Regions from separate parts of the Homo sapiens genome. Here region 2 is linked to region 1. Evidence: chromatin contacts called from ENCODE Hi-C or POLR2A ChIA-PET data. All regions are on one chromosome and are shown on one strand. The core of a region is the stretch at or near the end of the contact, and the rest is flanking DNA. Distances in the headings are between cores, read along the strand shown. Region 1 overlaps AKAP13 (A-kinase anchoring protein 13). Region 2 has its middle 78 kb from the start of CHASERR.

What was found. Hi-C counts contacts between places; a loop is a spot of excess contacts on that map. ChIA-PET counts read pairs that join two places held with the same protein, here RNA polymerase II (POLR2A). Pooled maps may share reads with other maps.
Region 2: a pooled map shows a loop between it and region 1 (4-fold over the local background). The contact joins two enhancer-like sites. A Hi-C loop is called at or near these places in 4 of 50 pooled maps. POLR2A ChIA-PET finds 5 or more read pairs at or near these places in 2 of 52 experiments (GM12878 and activated B cell).

What each region holds. Positions count from the first base shown.
Region 1 is chr15:85,705,628-85,708,942 of GRCh38, reverse strand. AKAP13 (A-kinase anchoring protein 13) reads right to left here. Exons shown (of 37, transcript NM_007200.5): 18 at 857-924. Among named protein-coding and RNA genes, the nearest start is that of LINC02883, 51 kb to the left of the region's middle. RefSeq lists enhancers at 184-313, 1,286-1,595. Within about 2 kb of position 1,727, at least 23 of the 41 ENCODE cell types and tissues checked have a DNase peak (open chromatin) inside an H3K27ac peak, as active enhancers do; they include GM12878, where a contact is called at or near this core.
Region 2 is chr15:92,802,801-92,805,954 of GRCh38, reverse strand. No RefSeq gene overlaps it. Among named protein-coding and RNA genes, the nearest start is that of CHASERR, 78 kb to the left of the region's middle. RefSeq lists an enhancer at 1,464-1,513. Within about 2 kb of position 1,499, at least 34 of the 41 ENCODE cell types and tissues checked have a DNase peak (open chromatin) inside an H3K27ac peak, as active enhancers do; they include GM12878, where a contact is called at or near this core.

The sequences.
Region 1 (3,315 bases), core at 478-2,977:
TTCCTGGACTCTCCCCCAGAATCTGAGACTCTGGGAGTGGGGCTCAGTAAGTTGTCTTTCAATAAGCCCTCGAGTTGATTCTGATGCACATTCCAGGTTGAGGTCATGGCACTAGATAACTGTGTTTGGTGACTGACGAAGCACACAGCTCATTAATCATCTGTGTCGACGAAGTTGGAAAGCACTCCTTTGACAAGGAATGAAGAGACACTTACAGGCGACTAGAACATTGAAAACCTCACAGGCTACCTAAAAGGTATGGCCCTTAACCCACACTTTTTTTTAAGGGCCACTGGGAAAGCATGATTACATAGCATACATGCTCAGGGCAGATACCACCATAAAACAGGCACTTTCTATTCTTACGTCATGTGATCAGAGCCACCTATATTACATACCTGAGGAGAAAAGTGCTACCAGACAGGCTGGGGCTAACCATAACACCCTCCCCACCCCCACCAGCAGGTCAATGCCCCTGACCTCCACCTGCTGCCCTGATAGTCCTGAAGGAGGAAGACAGGTGTATGAACAGCAGGGTAGGCCTGCAGACGTAGTTAAGAAGAAAACCACTTTAAGAGCAATACGGAAATATTAAAATCACGAAGAAATGTATATTGAACGTGAAGAAGTTCTGAAAGCGTTTTCTTTTCTGAAAGTCTAATTCTCCAGTGTTACTCAAGAAGAAGATTGATCGCTTAAGAGAAAAAATATTTTTTAGTTATAATTTGTTCTCAAAGTTGGTACCAAATGATTAAAATAAACAAAATCCACCACAACCTCAACTCTCCCAACTCCCGAGGATTTTGCTGGTTTAAACCCTTTTATTTTAAGCCTTGTTTTAGCCAGAAAGTCTTACCTTCATTTTGACCTTTGCACAGGAGGCTAGACTTTCTCGGCAGCCTTTGTGGACAAAAGCACTGCAATCTGAAAAGAAAGCAAACCCAAGGTCACATGGACAAAGCAAACAGATCCCAGATTCTGAGTTTCCACTGCTGCCACAAGTGGCCTCTGAATTTCAAAGTGAAGTCACTCACATGTGAGAATGTGACTGAAATTACACACTGCAGTCCTCTTCTAGGAAGCAGGTCTGTGATGTTATTTGGAGGAGGAAAAACACGAGCAGATGTGATTTTTTTTTTTTCGGTGTTTGTGTCTTTATTTGGAGACCAGGAGACAGATTACAGCTTAATGAGAGGAACAACGACTCAAGTGATCTGATGGGAAGGGTGAGTTTCCTGGCCCTTAGGAAGCAACAGATGTGATTTCTAATCAACAAAAACTAGTAAGTCTGGAACTTTTCAGACAGGAAGCTGAGAGGCTACCAAAACTAAAAGTGAAAGTGTCTGCCATCAATGTGTAAGTCTAAATTACAAATAAATACATTAATAAAGCCCCTAACAGGGGTTACAAAATTTGTATGACTGTAATAAAGCACAGAATATAAAATCTGAAAAGCTTAACTACGCTGGGCTTTTTGCACCCCATTCTCTGAGACAGGAACCACACATGAAAGGTCACTGGAACCCCCACATGCACCTCTGGGAACTGTGACTTAAGAGAAAATGGAGACTTCTTGAAAGATAAAGCAGAAACCACAATTTGGCAAGGACAGCATTTTATCTCAATTCCTTTACTTTTCACTCCCTTGGCCTACAAGGGCCACTGACGTAAAAACCCAAGCCTCTGTGTCTCAGAAGGCTTACCATCAGCTCTCAGCGCTGCTATAAAGTCACATAACAGAACTGTTCCAGGAAGCCAGAGGTAAAGCAGAAACAAATGAAAGATCGGCCTGTGGGGACACTCGAGGAGACACTCTCATGGGAAGGGCTCACTCAGGAAATCAACCACAGATACCATTCACTAGGCAATGCCTCACAGACTGATTCAGGAAGCATCACAGGTCCTGTCTACATCAACTCACCAGTTAAGGGCCAACATCTCTTTTGGGCCAACATCTCTTTTAGCCCAGACACATGGATTTGTGGGGGACTGGAGTGATGATGGGGAGGGAAGGAAACCAGAAAGGAGACTGCTAGAATCCCAGACCTCAAAGGCCTATTCCATGCCTTTTGTAACACTTCCTTTAACACCCACTTGGTTCACAGGTCTCCTCCTTAATACCACTGGCACAGTGTATTGAGACTCTCTTAGGTTTTTCTCTATCCCCTCTCTGGGGCAGGGACCATTCACCCACTGCTGAATCTTCAAATTAAGACTCTCCAGCATAGTGCCTAGCTCATGCATCCTATTCAAATGCTCCTCTCTCGGCCCTACTATGCCTATTTAAACTAAAATTAGATGAATGCGCTGACACAGCCTTGATTACAGTATGTCAAACATCAATTTAGTAACACAAAAGGACAAACAGCTGTCAAACTAAATTTGACGTAGGTCCTGGCTCTGCATGTATGTATGTACTAGTATGACCCTAGTCCCTTCTTGACAGGCCTCCGTTTCCTCATCTATAAAATTAAAAAGGAGGAATCACATTTTCCCCCAGGTTCCCTCTGCTGTGATTCTATCAGATGGGTAAGTGAGTTTCAGGCTGCTGGACCCACAGCAAGAAGCATAACAAAGTGGTCGAGGCAAACGGCTTTATTTATTTTCTAGTAAGCCAAAACATGTTTCTGCCCATCCTCACGAGCACTATTCTTACTCAGGGTGTATGGTGCACCTCCCCTCCTCTGCCACAGAGATGCCCAGGACTTGCAGCTGGCATGCTCCTTTCTGGTTTCTTCCTCTCCCATTAGTTGATCCATCATATCCTTCCCATGCACAGACTTGAAAGCCCACCCCACTCAAACCCTTTCTCTTCACAAATCCCCACTCAGCTAAAGTCTTTCAAATACATCATCTTTAAGTCCATTTCTCTTTCCCTTCTACAGAAAAAGTATAAAAAGACTATGAAAAGGCAAAGTCAATGATTAGTAGATCTATGTTTTTCAGCGTGCTGAATCCTCAATATATAATGCTGAAGAGAATAAAGCAAATTACAAAAAGAGGTACTGTATGGTAGTATTTATGTAGGTTAAAAACAAAAACAAATTATATGTTGTTTATGTATGAAAATAAATTATAAAACACAGACTACGAATGCACTGAATTCATGACAGTCCTTGTCCTTGGGGAGGAAGGAAGATGCATGGGGCAGGGAAACAAAGGGGAATCTGAACTTAACCATAATGGTTTCTTAAAAAGTGAAACAATCTGAAGCCGTCTGACAGAATGTTACTATGTGTTCATTCTGAATCATGGACACATATGTGATAAATTACCTATGTATAATACTTTGTATTAACATTTTTCAAAATTAAA
Region 2 (3,154 bases), core at 250-2,749, 7.1 Mb before region 1:
AGACCTTTGAACAATGACCATGTCTAGTGGTCTCTCCATAGCACATGATGTATAAAATTGTTCTTATTTTCATTACTAACAGCTACAAAATAACTATAAAGTAGATCATAAATATGCCATATGTAAATATGTATACATAGTGCTTTTATTTTTATGTGGAATCTAAATCAAATATGTGAAGAGCTTCTTGGGTTGGGCATTTATTCTGCCACTTTTTAAGGGGCATTGCAAAGGCAATTCAGGGCTTTGTGACTTTGGACATGTAACTTAACCTCTCAGCGCTTCAGTTTGCTCCTTTGTAAAACAGATTTGTAAAAAGTGCTTGTTCCAGGCTGGGCTTGGTGGCTCACTCCTGTAATCCCAGCACTTTGGGAGGCTGAAGCAGTGGATCGCCTGAGTCCAGGAGTTCGAGACCAGCCTGGGCAACAAGGTGAAATGCCCTCTCTACTAAAATTACAAAAATTAGCTGGGTGTGGTAGCGTGTGCCTGTAATCCCAGCTACTCTGGGGGTGCTGAGGTGGGAGGATCGCTTGAGCCCAGGAGGTCGAGGCTTCAGTGAGCCCAGATGGTGCCATTGCACTCCAGCCTCGGCAACAGAGTGAGACCCAGTGTCAACAAATATATAAGTAAACAAATAAATAAATACATAAAGTACTTGCCTGTAGGCTTGTTGTGAGGTTGGATTGTGTCACGGTATATACCTTATTTGGAATATTGCTTGGCACAGTCATTGTTAGATAAATAAAAAAAATCAAAAGAGATGTAGAAATAGAAGTTTGATGAGAGTTCAGAGGAAAAAGATTTCTTTTTCTTTTTTTCCTGAGGCGGAGTCTTACTCTGATTCCCAGGCTGGAGTGCAGTGGCACGATCTTGGCTCACTGCAACCTCTGTCTCCTTGGTTCAAGCGATTCCAGAGGAGAAAGATGTTAATGTTTGTTTTGTACCTAGAACCTCATCGCTGGATGGGATTGTAAAGATCTGTGACTATTTTACACATTTGTTCTTTTTTTTTTTTTTTTGAGACAGAGTCTTGGTCTGTTGCCCATGCTGGAGTGCAGTGGTGTGATTTCGGCTCACTGCAACCTCTGCCTCCTGGGTTCAAGTGATTCTCCTGCCTCAGCCTCCTGAGTAGCTGGGATTACAGGTGCACGCCACCAAGCCTGGCTAATTTTTGTATTTTTAGTAGAGACGAGGTTTCACTCTGTTGGTCAGGCTGGTCTCGAACTCTGACCTCAGGTGATCTACCTGCCTCGGCCTCCCAAAGTGCTTGGATTACAGGTGTGAGCCACTGCACCTGGCCTCCCATTTATTCTTAGCAGTAACAGTTGGTCCCTGAAATTAGGAAACTGACTCTATTGTGATCTTCCAAGAGCTACATTGTCCAGCCCCTGGGCCTGTACATCCTTATGGAGTGAAGACTGACAGTTTTCCCTTAGGTCAGTGGAGCTACAGTGGCGTGTTGGAGTCAGCTGCTCAGAATGATGATGCACTTTTCTTTCCAACTTTGGTTTCAATGACATCATGTTGGTAGCTTGAAACTGGCCATAGCAGGGGTATTTACACCACAGGAATAGGTAAACACTACATATTAAGGCTTTTCCCCTTGGAGATGCCTTGTTAAATATTTACCAACACTCCACTGCCTGTTACAACACAGCAAAAGCCCCTCTGAGAGAAGGCCAGAGAATGTACCTAACTCCTCCCAGGTTGTCCAGTGTTTCATTGTCCCTGGACTGAAGAGTCCCTCAGTGGCCTTTGCTGAGATATTTCAACACCCTAGTCTCTTAAACTGTAAACAAAGGAGAGTCATGAGTTATTTCTGGGTGAGTCAGTCCAATATTGCACAAGCATTTCTGGGGGTAGTAGAGGGGAGGCAAGAGGGAAACTGGGTAGGCTGGGGAGCTATCTAACTGCCCAAGACACTTGAATCCTAAACAAACGGGAACTAAATGAGAGGTGGGAGGGACATAGTCTTTTCTGACGGGAACTGTCTGTGACTCATTCTCTTTCAGGAGTCAGAAACTCCAAAACCTGTGGGAGTGGGGAGGGGCGAGCAGTGCGGTTTTTAGAGAGGTGTGGAGTTATTATAGGGACTCTTAAAATTCTTCTCCCTTGCTCAGTGTGGTGACTCATACCGGTAATCCCAGCACTTTGGAAGGCAGAGGCAGGAGGTTTGCTTGAGCCTAGAAGTTCAAGACCAGCCTGGGCAATGTAGCAAGACCCCAACTGTATAAAAAATAAAAATAATTAGCCAGACATAGTGGTGCATGCCTGTAGTCCCAGCTACTTGGGAAGCTTAAAAATCTACCTCCATTTAACCTGGTAGATTTGGGGATGTGTGTGGTGGGCTGAATAATGGTCTCCCAGTGATATCCCAATATGTGGAAACTGAATGTTACTTTATCTGGCAAAAACAACAAAAACCAAAACACAGGCAGGGCAAGGTGGCTCACACCTGCAATCCCAGTGAGACTCTGTCTCAAAGAAAAAAAAAAACAAAAAAACAAAACCCCAACAACTAGGGCTTTGCAAATGTGCAGGTGTGTAAGTTAAAGATCTTACTTTTAAAACAATTTTATTTTAGGGTGTGGTGGCTCACACCTGTAATCCCAGCACTTTGAGAGGCCGAGGTGGGCAGATCACCTGAGGCTGGGAGTTCGAGACCAGCCTGACCAGCATGGAGAAACCTTGTCTCTACTAAAAATACAACAAAGTTAGCCGGGTGTGGTGGCTCATGCCTGTAATCCCAGCTACTTGGAAGGCTGAGGCAGGAGAATCACTAGAACCCAGGAGGCGGAGGTTGTGGTGAGCCAGGATCGTGCCATAGCACTCCAGCCTGGGCAGCAAGAGCGAAACTCCGTCTCAAAAAAAAAAAAATTATTTTATTTTATTTTATTTTGAGATGGAGTCTTGCTTTGTAGCCCAGGCTGAAGTGCAGTGACATGATCTCGGCTCACTACGCCCAGCTTAATTTAAGGATCTTGATGCCGGGCACGATGGCTCACGCCTGTAATCCCAGCACTTTGGGAGGCCGAGGCAGGTGGATCACTTGAAGTCAGGAGTTCAAGACCAGCCTGGCCAACATGGTGAAACCCCACCTCTACTAAAAATTCAAAAATTAGCCGGGCATGGTGGCACATGCCTGTGGTCCCAG